3 separate regions of the Homo sapiens genome follow, and all the other regions are linked to region 1. Evidence: chromatin contacts called from ENCODE Hi-C or POLR2A ChIA-PET data. All regions are on one chromosome and are shown on one strand. Each heading gives the region's core, a stretch centred on a gene start or an enhancer-like site at or near the end of the contact. The rest is flanking DNA. Distances are from core to core; before and after follow the strand shown. Region 1 holds the start of MAGED2 (MAGE family member D2). Region 2 holds the start of USP51 (ubiquitin specific peptidase 51). Region 3 holds the start of MAGEH1 (MAGE family member H1).

The links. Hi-C counts contacts between places; a loop is a spot of excess contacts on that map. ChIA-PET counts read pairs that join two places held with the same protein, here RNA polymerase II (POLR2A). Pooled maps may share reads with other maps.
Region 2: a pooled map shows a loop between it and region 1 (13-fold over the local background). The contact joins the promoter of USP51 here to the promoter of MAGED2 in region 1. A Hi-C loop is called at or near these places in 12 of 50 pooled maps. POLR2A ChIA-PET finds 5 or more read pairs at or near these places in 2 of 52 experiments (CD4-positive, alpha-beta T cell and WTC11).
Region 3: a loop to region 1 is called in a pooled map, with 11 times the contacts of the local background. The contact joins the promoter of MAGEH1 here to the promoter of MAGED2 in region 1. A Hi-C loop is called at or near these places in 9 of 50 pooled maps.

The regions. Positions count from the first base shown.
Region 1 is chrX:54,805,050-54,808,994 of GRCh38, reverse strand. MAGED2 (MAGE family member D2) reads right to left here and starts at 1,250. Exons shown (of 13, transcript NM_177433.3): 1 at 1,193-1,250.
Region 2 is chrX:55,487,810-55,491,754 of GRCh38, reverse strand. It overlaps USP51 (ubiquitin specific peptidase 51), which reads left to right and starts at 1,907. Exons shown (of 3, transcript NM_201286.4): 1 at 1,907-1,979; 2 at 2,390-2,586; 3 at 2,767-3,945. The coding sequence starts at 2,816. It overlaps LOC101928692 (a long non-coding RNA gene), which reads right to left and starts at 2,814. Exons shown (of 2, transcript XR_244468.5): 1 at 2,709-2,814; 2 at 242-1,890. RefSeq lists silencers at 1,715-1,824, 3,145-3,224 and enhancers at 2,215-2,314, 2,535-2,974, 2,492-3,351.
Region 3 is chrX:55,450,428-55,454,372 of GRCh38, reverse strand. It overlaps MAGEH1 (MAGE family member H1), which reads right to left and starts at 2,246. Exons shown (of 1, transcript NM_014061.5): 1 at 807-2,246. The coding sequence starts at 1,998. The coding sequence ends at 1,339. It overlaps MIR4536-2 (microRNA 4536-2), which reads right to left and starts at 2,878; the gene lies at 2,791-2,878. It overlaps MIR4536-1 (microRNA 4536-1), which reads left to right and starts at 2,791; the gene lies at 2,791-2,878. RefSeq lists enhancers at 1,784-1,833, 1,984-2,033.

The sequences.
Region 1 (3,945 bases), core at 1-2,500:
GCCCCGCCCGCTTTCCCAGCACGAGCCCTTTCTTTGATGTCCACCGTGCACATGCGCATTCAGCAGCTGGCTCTTCTCAGTGCTGGCCCTTCTCAACACGCCCCTTTCTAGCGAAACATAGTGCGCATGCGCAATGGTCGTGGTCTCAGTCTGGCACTCTGCCCCAACACACGCCCCTCTCCAGGTCCGCAGTACCATTCGGTCCCGCCCCCTGCCCAACAAGCCTTCCTCCAAAATTGTCGCAGTGTCTGGTGGACCCGGCCCCTCCCCTACTCACGCCCTACAGAGTCCAGTGTCTCTTGGCCCCGCCCTTCTTCCTAACACGCCCCCCTCCAAACAGGCGCATCTTGGTTCCGCCCCTTCCCTATTACACCCCCTCCTCAAATAAATACTGAGCTAGTGATTCCATCTTGGGCCCGGCCAAACCGGGTCCAGTCCCCTCCCTTCCCAGCCGGATGGATCCGGTACGATCCGGTCCTTAAGGCAGGTTTTCTCCAGATCCCAGAGGGTGGGGCCGACCCCTAGCGGGGCTCTCATCCAAAAGCCGACCCGGCTGCTCACCTCGTCCTCCTACAATTCCCGAGTGCGTCCACTCACTCCAAGCCCCTCCGAAACTCGGAGACTGCCCTCCCCTCTCTAGGCCGGAAGTGGTCCCGCCCCTTTCCGCCTCCCTAGGGGGCCTCCGTCCCAGCCTGTCTGCCCCTCCCCCGCTCCCTGCTCCTCATTCCTTATGCCCCCCTCCGTATTCCCTTAGCCTGGCTCCCTACTCCCTATTCCTACCTCACATTTCCTATTTACTCCAGAATTCCTTCTTCCCATTTCTTACATCCTCCTCCGTGTTACGTTTGCACACCCTGCCCCTCAGTATTCCTTAATCCCTCTCTGCATCCCCGATTCTCTTCTCTGGATCTTCACTCCCCCTCAGTGTTCCCCTCCCTCCTTGTATTCCTCGTCCCCCTCCCAACATTCCTGGTTCCCCGTTTTTCTCCCCTCCTCCCTCCGCTAGTCTCTGCTCCCAGTCTGTACAGCCTACTACTTTCTCAGTCGTCCTCATTGCCTACACCCCACTCCAGGTCACCTCTGCTTCAGCTGCAGTGGTGCAGTAAGAATTGCTCATCTGCCTGGCTATGGGTTCGAGGGGTCTGGAACCACTGTCTGACCTCCATAAAACCCCAATATCAACGCCCCTCACCTTGTCCTCCAGCGAGTTCGGGATGCGTCTGCCTTCTCTAAGTCCCTCTCGAAGTCTCAGCCTCCTGGACTAGAGCTGCAGACAGCCCAACCCAGCCCAGCCCCTTTCCGCAGCCCCCTGCCACCCCCCCTCGCCTTCCTCGGGGGTGGGGCAATGGGGCCCCGCTCAGGGCTGTCTGACGCCAAAGCCCATGTTTATGCCACTGTACCAGGCTCAGTCTGAAGCTCTTCCAACTCAAACCGCCCCCTGAAAGCAAGTCATTCATTGAATTTATTTTTATATCTTCATTTTTTCTTATTACAAAGGTAATATGTTGTTCTTTTGTTGTTGTTGTAAAAATTCAAACAATGCAGTAATATATAACACACCAATGAAAGGCCACTCATCTCCCAGAAATAACCACTATTAACATTTTGCTATCCAGATTTTTTTTCTATTCGTATACTAATTATTCAGGTTCTCTCTCCGACAAATGGTACACTATACATACCTTCTGTTCTGCGACCTGTTTTTTTCCAGTTATATATAAAACATCTTTCCGTTAGTGCACATTTTTCTAAACAGCTGCATGATCTTTTCTTGCATAGATGTCCCATAATTTATTGAACCAGTCCAGTACACATGTACATTTAGATTGCTTGGTGCACTTTTTGTTATTTATGGTATTTTTTGCTAGCTCAAATGCTACAAAAAAGTCTTCCATTTTGATGCAAAATTTGTCAACTTACTCCTAAAAAGTAAATGGATAACATTCCCGCCAGCAATGTCTCTCCTGTACATGTCACATATTACAAATATTTTTCATGTTATTTATGATAATTTTTGCCAAACAAAAATGTTTAATTATTATGTAGTCAAATATATCCATTTTTCCTTCATCACAACTGGATTCTGCTGCTTGCTTAAAGATGCTTTTCACACTCCTATAACAAACCCCGTTTTTTTTTTCAAGCACTTTTGTGGCTTTATTATTTACATTTAGATGTTTGATCATTTCAAAATTTATTTTCTATACGGATTCAGCTTGATTACTCTTCAAAATCATAGTCTCTTACCTCTACATCATGTGCAAACTAATCCATCTTTTCCCTCTCTGCTTTGAAATGGCACCTCTATCACATAATAAATTCACATAACCAATTGGATCTGTTCAAGAGAACAAAATAAGATGTAAAATAATAGGAAATAGACAAATCATCATTAATTACTGAATATATAAATGCAGACCTGGAAAACCCAAGAGCATCAACTAAAAAGTTATTAGAAACCATAATAAAATTCAGCACAACTGTTAGTTGCAGAAATAATATTCAGTGCCTTTCCACATATAAATGTAATTCAAATGGACACAAGTCTTCTGCTTTATGTGGTCACCTTTTACTATGTAAATAACATATAATGAATCCCTGTGTTCCATGGATAATTCAAGATAGACAAACACACAAATTTCTTGCATATTCAAGGCAGGCTTCTGTTTTCCTGTCTTTTCTCTTTCTCTGAATTATTGCTTTCTCCAAGTGTGTGATATCAGTTCACCATGTTCTTGCCTCCTAGATTTTCTCCCTTATCCACACTAGACATAGCCCCTCCTTTTCTTCTACTTCTGGCATCTCAAATTCCCCACCCCTTCCAAATCATGGCAAGTTGGCAAGTTTAGAATGCCAAGATGAGGACTTTGGTGTTGATCCTGAGAGCACCCAGGAGTTACTAAAGAATTCTAGGCAAGGATACAGCATAGGTTTGTGTTTTAGAAAGAACACCTAGCTGCTATATGGAGTGTGGATTAGGTGTTGTCTTGGAAACAGGGAGAGTGCTTATGACTTTTGTAGTCATCTAGGTAAGCAATGATTGTGCTTTGGCCTAGAGTGGTGGCAGATAGTGAGAAGTGATTGAATCGAGGAGATAGTAAAGAAGTAAAAAGTAACTGGACTTGAGTAACTGGATTGTGAAGAGAAGGGCAAGGAGGAGGGGAGTGTCAAAGGGAACTCTTGGCGATCTGATTTGAGAGATTGTGTGAATGGTAACCCCTTTCACTGAGATCAGGAATACTGAAGGAAGAGCGGGTTTGAGGAGCAGGTTAGACAAGAACTGAACATTGCTTTTGAGGCACCTGTGGCATGTCCAGGTGGAAATGTACCACAGGCAGTTGAATATACATATCTGAAGCTCAGAGAAGTGGTCTAGGCTGAGGTTATAGATCTAGGAGTCATCAGTACATAAATAGTTCTTGAATTCCTGAGAAAGGGTAACAGCACCCCGGTGAATGCGTAGTGCTAGAAGAGACATGGGCCCACGGAAGAGCCCTGCAGTCCAACAGCATCTTTGGTATAGGTGGAGGAAAAGAAACTCATGAAAGAGGCTGATAAGGAGTGACCAAAGAGGCAGAGAGAAAAACAGGAGAGGGCCGGGCATGGTGGCTCACACCTGTAATCCCAGCACTTTGGGAGGCTGAGGTGGGCAGATCACCTGAGGTCAGGAGTTCAGGACCAGCCTGGTCAACACGGTGAAACCCCATCTCTACTAAAAATACAAAAATTTAGCTGGGTGTGGTGGACCACACCTGTAGTCTCAGCTACTCGGGAAGCTGAGGCAGGAGAATCGCTTGAACCTGGGAGATAGAGGTTACAGTGAGCCGAGATTGTGCCGCTGCACTCCAGCCTGGGTGATAGAGTGAGACACCATCAAAAAAAACAAACAAACAAACACAAAAAAAAAAACCGGAGAAAGGAGTGTCACAAAAGTAAGGGAAGAGA
Region 2 (3,945 bases), core at 658-3,157, 680 kb before region 1:
GTGAACTCCAGAAAGGCCTAAACCATGCAGACCCATTCATTTTCATTTTGACAGTAGTGACCCATCACGCTGTCCTGAGGTTTTCCTACAGGACAATTGTCAATGAAGAAATCGTTTGTTTGGTCACGATAGCGTGTGGGCTGATTTAAAGGCGTGTCTAGCTCAATAACAACTGTTTTCAGAAACTTTTTGAAGCACTGTAACAATCCCACCTCCCAAATATTAAGTTGTTGATTACGAGTGGTTTTTAGGCCTTTATTAACTAACATTAATCTTCACAGCACATTCCTATGCATTTCCCGATGTGGACCTCAGGCAGGGACTCTGGCTTACTTGCTTTTGTGCCCAGTTTTGTTTGGCTGTATATTCATAGTGCCCAGTGCAGCAGTAGGTGCTCTTTACATATCTGCTGAATAAACCAATCTAGGTAGGGCTGGCATTCTCATGATTCTGATTTTGCACAGGAGAAAGCGAAGGCTCAGAAGACAGAAGTATTTATAAATTGTGCCCTGCCTCCCTGCCTGCATAAAGGGTGCAGGGCTGTCTCAGAGCAGCTGGGATCCAAGCCACAGGTGGCACAGCTAGCAAATGACTGACTCAGCATTTCCTTCTAGGGCTGCTAACCCAGAGTGGAGCAACTCTTTGCTTAGCTGTGGCTGAGAAAATGCCCTTCCCTAGGGGAGAAAAAGCACGTTTTCCTGCACAAGCCAGTCTATAATTCCAAAGCACTTTCCCTCCGGGTGCTAGTATGTGACTGAGATATGGTCGAATCTAAACCAAGTCACAAAATCAGTGATATCCATTGTGCGGAGGTATCCACTAGATGCCACTGCCAAGTTAAGAGAGCTGAATCCTAATCGTGAGGTTTTGAGGGGAGGTGTGTGACTTTCTCAGAGAGATTAAATGTAGCATTAAACATCCGCTGTAATAAACCGTAATTTTCTTGGGATTGGACCGGAAGGGCAACAAGCCCTGGAGATAGCTTTCCTCCGGGTTGTCGCCTTGGATGCCGGATCTGTCAAAGAAAAGGAAAAGTCTCCTGGCGTATGGACTTCAGGACACAAACAGTTGTATCTTGTGCTTCTCCCAGCACAATCTAGCGCTATAATGCACCTATGGCATCTTTGTTGAATACATGCTCCTGTATATGGACTGCCTAGGATGGATGATCGGGTGAACTGAGCCATAACTTTGAGAGAGCTTTGAAAGAGAAAGGCATTCTCTTCTCCTCTACTCTGCATCAGGAGTTGTTCTCTATGCTGATTTTCAGGAGCGGACTGAAAAAAGAGGTGTGACAGATAAAGCTCGCCAAAAAGGTCTTTTACTTGATATATACTATGACTCAGTGTTCACATTGGGCTAGGGTTATTATTTCAATTTCTCTTTAAAAATTGACACAACTAAGGCTCAGAGAAGTTAAGTGTTTTATCCGAGGTCACACAGCAAGCATGTGCCTGGGCTCAGGTCTCTCTGAGCCTGAGCCCTTGCTTATGCTTCCTCCCCTGCACATTCTGGGATAATCTCTCTCTCTTTCTCTCTCTCTCTCTCCCTCCCTCCCTCCGTCAACTCCCAGAGACCAGGCTCTGACAGGATCCTGAGGGATTCCTGCCAGAGGGTTGCCATCTCTGGAAGCCCCCACCCCCACGCCGGGTGAATCTTTTTTTCTGTGGAGTGCGGGCCTGGAGCTAGGTGAGGCCTGAGCCTCCATTTCAGGGGCTTTCTGTAGAATCTGTTGCTGCTGTTGCCTCCAGCAGAGTCTGTTTCAGGAAGAGGTTTGCCTGCCTGCGCGGGACAGCGGTGCCATTCATCACTGCAGGAGGGCAGAATCCGGGGTTGGGGGCCGCACGTCGAGAGGGGAGGGGCCAGGGGGCGGCCCCCTTGTGACCAGCCCTGAGGAGAGGTCAGGAGAGAAGGCTGGCTGAGGAGCGCCTGGACAGCAGCAGTTGCTGACGTTCTATATCACGCGCCTGGGGCCCAAGGTAACCCAGACCTTTAAACAAACTGCCGGGCTGGGGGTGTTGCGGGGGCAGGAGAGGGAAAAGGGAGCGGAGACTTCGGGGGTCGCGCGAGGATAGTGGTGGCCATAGAGGTGGCAAATGCGTGAAGGGAGGGAGTAGTAATCCGAATTCTAGGAGAAATCATAGGAATTGAAGTCGCAGAAGCAAGAAAAGGGGTGTGAGAGCACAAGCGCGAAAAAGCGTGAGAGGGCGCAAGAGCTGGGTGGACCGAAAGTGCGCTGAGGGGCAACGGCTTAGAGTGGAACACACCGGGTCACAGAAGTATAGGTTAGGTAGAAACAGAGGGACACTTTCTTCCTGTGAGTTCATTTTCCAAAAGTGCGTCCTTTCAGCCATTTTGGAGAGAAAATGTTGACCCAAGTGTTTTTTAGGATACAGGGAAAGAACGTCAGAGGAAGCTGCACCAAAGCGAGGCTGCGCAGGGCGCAAAAAAGCAGTCAGAGGGTGGCGCCTTTTTTAAAGAAGTTTCCATCCTTTCTGTCCTAAAGCTCAGGCCGTTCCCCACCCCCACCGCTCGCTAGCCTTCTGTTCCCAGTCCCCTGGCATGATCTGATCGCCTTTGAAGCAGGTAACCGCCTCGGTCTCCCCATCAGCTCCAGGGGCCTCTCAGTTGAGTGGGTGGAGCCGACAGAAGCCGCGGGCTGAGCTCAAGGGCCGATGGGAGGGGTCCTGGGGGCGCTAACTGCGCACCGCGGCCATGACGCTGGGCAGATCATTCACAGAAGTCTCTGTCTCCTTTCATCTACAGTCGCAGCTGTTTTCCAGACGCCTTGCTCCTCAGGTCGGGGAGTGATCTGATGGCCCAGGTTCGAGAAACTTCTTTGCCCTCCGGCTCTGGGGTCCGCTGGATCTCCGGAGGTGGGGGAGGAGCCTCTCCTGAGGAGGCGGTTGAGAAGGCGGGGAAAATGGAGGAGGCGGCGGCGGGGGCTACGAAGGCGTCTTCGAGACGTGAAGCCGAGGAGATGAAGCTGGAGCCATTACAAGAGCGTGAGCCCGCGCCGGAGGAGAACTTGACGTGGAGCAGCAGCGGCGGCGACGAGAAGGTGCTCCCTTCAATCCCCCTTCGCTGTCACAGCAGCTCCTCGCCCGTTTGCCCGCGCCGCAAGCCCCGCCCTCGGCCCCAGCCCCGGGCCCGCTCCCGCAGCCAGCCTGGGCTCTCGGCCCCACCCCCGCCTCCAGCCCGGCCCCCGCCCCCGCCGCCACCCCCGCCCCCACCCGCACCGCGGCCCAGGGCCTGGCGTGGATCCCGGCGCAGATCCCGGCCTGGGTCCAGGCCTCAGACACGGAGAAGCTGCTCTGGTGACCTAGACGGGTCGGGGGATCCTGGCGGCTTAGGGGACTGGTTGCTGGAGGTCGAGTTTGGTCAGGGTCCCACAGGCTGCTCTCATGTGGAGAGCTTTAAAGTAGGTAAGAACTGGCAGAAGAACCTGAGGTTGATCTACCAGCGTTTCGTTTGGAGTGGGACCCCAGAGACTAGGAAACGTAAAGCAAAGTCATGCATCTGTCACGTATGTAGTACCCATATGAACAGACTCCACTCTTGTCTCTCCTGTGTCTTTTTTGGCTGCTTCACTGAGAAACATATTCACAAACATGCAGAAACAAAGCAGCACCATTTAGCTGTAGACCTTTATCATGGGGTCATATATTGCTTCATGTGTAAGGATTATGTATATGACAAAGACATAGAACAGATTGCCAAAGAAACAAAAGAAAAAATTTTGAGATTATTAACTTCCACCTCAACAGATGTTTCTCATCAACAGTTTATGACATCAGGGTTTGAAGACAAGCAATCAACCTGTGAGACAAAGGAACAGGAGCCAAAATTGGTGAAACCCAAGAAAAAGAGAAGAAAAAAGTCAGTCTATACTGTAGGCCTGAGAGGGCTAATCAATCTTGGGAACACTTGTTTTATGAATTGTAT
Region 3 (3,945 bases), core at 997-3,496, 640 kb before region 1:
TTTTTTATAGCCTTTTCTCGAATTATTTCAGGGTTGTTATTATTAACCATTTTTATTGTCATTAGTTTAAAGTCAGCCACAACACCCACCCTTTGAGGGTCTGCCCCGCTCACTTCTTCCCTTGCCTCATTCCTTGTTCTCCACTTTCCCCTTCATATAACCTTAACAGTTCGGTGAAGAGTTTATTTCCAAATGTCCACGCTACCTTCAGTGCCTCCATTTTTACTCCCTCCCCTTCTTCTCTATTATTTCCAAACCTCAGATTGTCCCCTCACCAAGATTTTCTGACGGTCTCATCTTTTTTTATTTCTGAAGTACCCCATGACAACCTTTTCCCCTGCAACCACCCCTTCTCTCTGCCCTCCTCCTCTCAAGATGATTTTTGTGTATTTTCTACTTCCGTGGCAGGCACCCTGTGATGTCCTCTTCTTTTTGCCAGTGCTCCCTCCCCTATGCTGGGTGGAGTATCCAATCAAATATCTAATACATAATATTTTCATCATATATTCTGATCGTATATTTCAGTCCCCCCCAAACTTATTTAAGTGTCTCTTGAATTTTCACACATCCTATGGTGCTCCCTTCCCCGGCCCACTCCCCAAGACAGGTCACATAAGGTTTTTTACATTTTCATGGCACTTCAGGCTCGTTCTCTATCCCAGCATTTACTGCACTGCCAGTTTACCTATTTTTCTTTCCCACATAATCTAGAACATTCTTTGGACCTGGAGGATGTGTACTAGGGAGTATCCCTAGAATCTAGACTGGTGCCTCACATAACAGGTGGTCAGAAAATGCGCAAGATGTACTATTCGTTAGGCTTTTATTTTTCTCTATGTTCTGCAGTAACTAAGGAAAATCATGGTAAATGTCAATCTTCACACAACAGCAGACACAAAGGGTTTCAGAAACGTCAGATATGAAGAAATCCTCCATCCTTCTTCAACATTTTACTGGGTATTTCAACTTCAAAAGAACAGCTTATTTCTATAAGTGCTGTACAAGATCATAGATTATGATGGAACGACTTCATTTTAGAACGTTAGCAAAACTGTTATACTAAATGTCAATGACAGGAAACAAAGAAAAAAATTTGTTCAATTATATTTTTAAACATATTGTTATTCTCAACAAACGGAATTTTAAAACGAATACAATTTTCCATTATCAAAAGCAAACACTCTATTTCGCAGTTGAACAATGATCACTGATCACAAATATCAAATACAGTGTCCCCCGCCCCCAATCGACATCATTTTCAACTTAGGACCCTGGCATCTACTCCTTGGGGTACCTGTGACTCTCTTTTACACCCCCAAGGGTCTGCCTCAGATCTACTTAAGGGGCGGAATAACCCCTAGCACCTGAATTGAGGATAGCCTCAACCTCTGCATCATCGTCCGAATCCCAGTCATAATTACAAGGCCAGTCTTTAGAGCATCGGTTACGAACCCTTGCCACAAAATGCATGACTTTCAGTTTGCTCGATTCCACGTGTGCTCGGGGCCCCCAGAAGAACTCATACTCCACCGGACTGCTACGGGGCACCGGTTTATAAATCAGGTACCCTCTGCGCACAAACTCTTCTGTGACGATCTTCTTCGGATCTCCAAAGATGCTGTGCTGACGTCCAGGCTGCATTCCTAACTTCCCCAGCACTTTCCAGACCAGAGCTTCCTTGGCGCTGTTGCCCATGATGAAGATGAGCGCTAATATAGACATCAGGAGACTTTTCTTGGTGCCCTGAAAATTGCTCCGGGGCACTGAAGGCTTTTGTGCTTGGGCAGTGCTCGAGGCTTCTTCAGGGGTGGTAGAGGCCTCCTCTGGAGTGCTCGGGTCTTCCTCGGGGCCGCTCAGGTCGTCTTCGGGGGTGCTCGCTACCACAGAGGCGGCCATAGGGGTCTCGGAGGCCTCTGAGGCCTGGATTTTGCGATTGTTGCGGTTCTCTTCTGCGGCTCTCGCATTACGGCGGCGCCGACTCTTTCGTCCCCGAGGCATGTCTCCTGCTAGAGGCTCAAAGCTTACAGCAGTCCTAGGGAAGGATGCTTGTAGCCTCTTCAGGAAGCAACAGCTTTATACCGTAAGAAGCTGCTGCCGCTGAAGCTACCAATGTCAATAGAGTCTTTGTAGCAATAAACAAGCCGTTCTCAGCTACAAAGGGTAGTTCCCACGCCAGCTGACTTGCGCGAGCAGCCGCCGCCAGCACTTGCCGCAGCTGCAAGCCCGCGAGAAAGCTCAGCAAAATTGGCCCCGCCTCTCCTGCCACGCACACTCCTAGCACCAAAGAGGAAGTAGGCTGGTCCTCCACAGGGACTTCCGCTAGCAGATAGGAAAAGGGGCAGGCAGCGACAGGGGTGGGACAAGGGCAGAAATGACAGCTAGAGATTGGAGGGGCCTGGAGTTTGCAGAAGAGAAAAAAATAGCTTAAAGTTTCTGTATTTTCAGCCTACTACAAACATTCCAAGATTGGCTCGACGGTCTAGGGAAGGAGTGCGTCGGCTCCATTCCCACTGACGACGGGCTGTGTGTGTGTTGGGGGTTGGGAGGCCAGGGGTGGCGGGAGGGTGTATTCTTGGAAGGAGTCAGCTGTCTCCAGCCTTCCTTTCCTGTCTTGGCTTACACAGCGCGTTCATTCACTCGCCCTGTTTTCAGAAGGCATTTGTGTGTATACTAATCAATTTGTGGTCCCATGTAGGACCCGGATAATATTGTTATGGCAGATGTGCTGGATGATGTGAGGAGATGGGACTGCAGAAACAAGCAGGGTGAAAGAGGTGCAGAGCCTTTAAAATGTGGTAGATATATGCACGATATATATACTGCCCTGCTTTTATACATACATACATACATACCTATATCGTGCATATATCTACCACATTATGTTTATATACAGTGCATATATCTACCACACATATATGTATGTATGTATGTATGAAAGCAGGGCAGTGACAGGATCAGAGGAATTGCATTTGTGCAGCCTCTCAGAAAAGCAAACTGTTTCCTGGCAGACCACATAGGAAGCAATTGGAATAAGAAGCACTGGGAACTAAAGTATGCCTTAAGGCTGTTGCCATGGGGATGGAGAGGCAGAAAGACATTTTAAAGGTGACCGTTGAAGGGCTTTGCAGACAGAATGGATGAAGTGGGGAATGTGGAGGGGATGATGGAGTTCAGATTGGCTCCAAGGTTTCTAGGCTCCAGTCTTCCTGGACTCCTGATTTATTTTGCTTCTTTCAGAGCATACTCTGAACTTTATCCACTGCTTGCTTTTGCTCACTGTTTGCTCTGCCTGACCTGTCTTCTCAGCCTTCTCCAACTATCTAAATTCCATTTGACTGCTCACAGACCTGTTTCTCCCTGAAGCTTGTCTTGATCTGCCCAAAAGGGTAATGAGTCCATTTTTACTCCATTGAGGAAAGCCCTATAACTAGCACTCTATATCTTTCTTATGTCATTCAAGGTATTAGTTTAAGCAAGTCACTTCTCTCTAAGCCTGTTTTCCCATCTATAAAGTGGGGCTAAAGTACAGCCCTCATAGGGTTGTGAGAATTAAATGAGATAAAAAATGAAAAGCATTTATTACATGGTAAGCACAGATTTTGCCTCTCAAGGTTTTCCAAGCGGTGTGTGAGTGTGGCATTTAATAAATGCGTGCTGAAGGAATTCATGATGGAAAAGATTTTATAGGTGTTCTTAACTGAACTCTTAAGAAACAAATGAATACTTTATGCCTGTCTTGCTGAAATTTTCTTTATAATTAGAGCCCACCGAGACCTCCTGTTGGGTAAGTTAGCAATAAATCAATTTGGTCAAGCAAAGAAAGCACCTCTCCAGGACACAGAGCACTCTTGAGCCAGCCCTCCGTTTGGGATAACCTTTGCACGCGTTCTGGGACATGACCTACTCAAAACAGTAGTCTGGCTCCATCTGCTGTCCCACATTCTG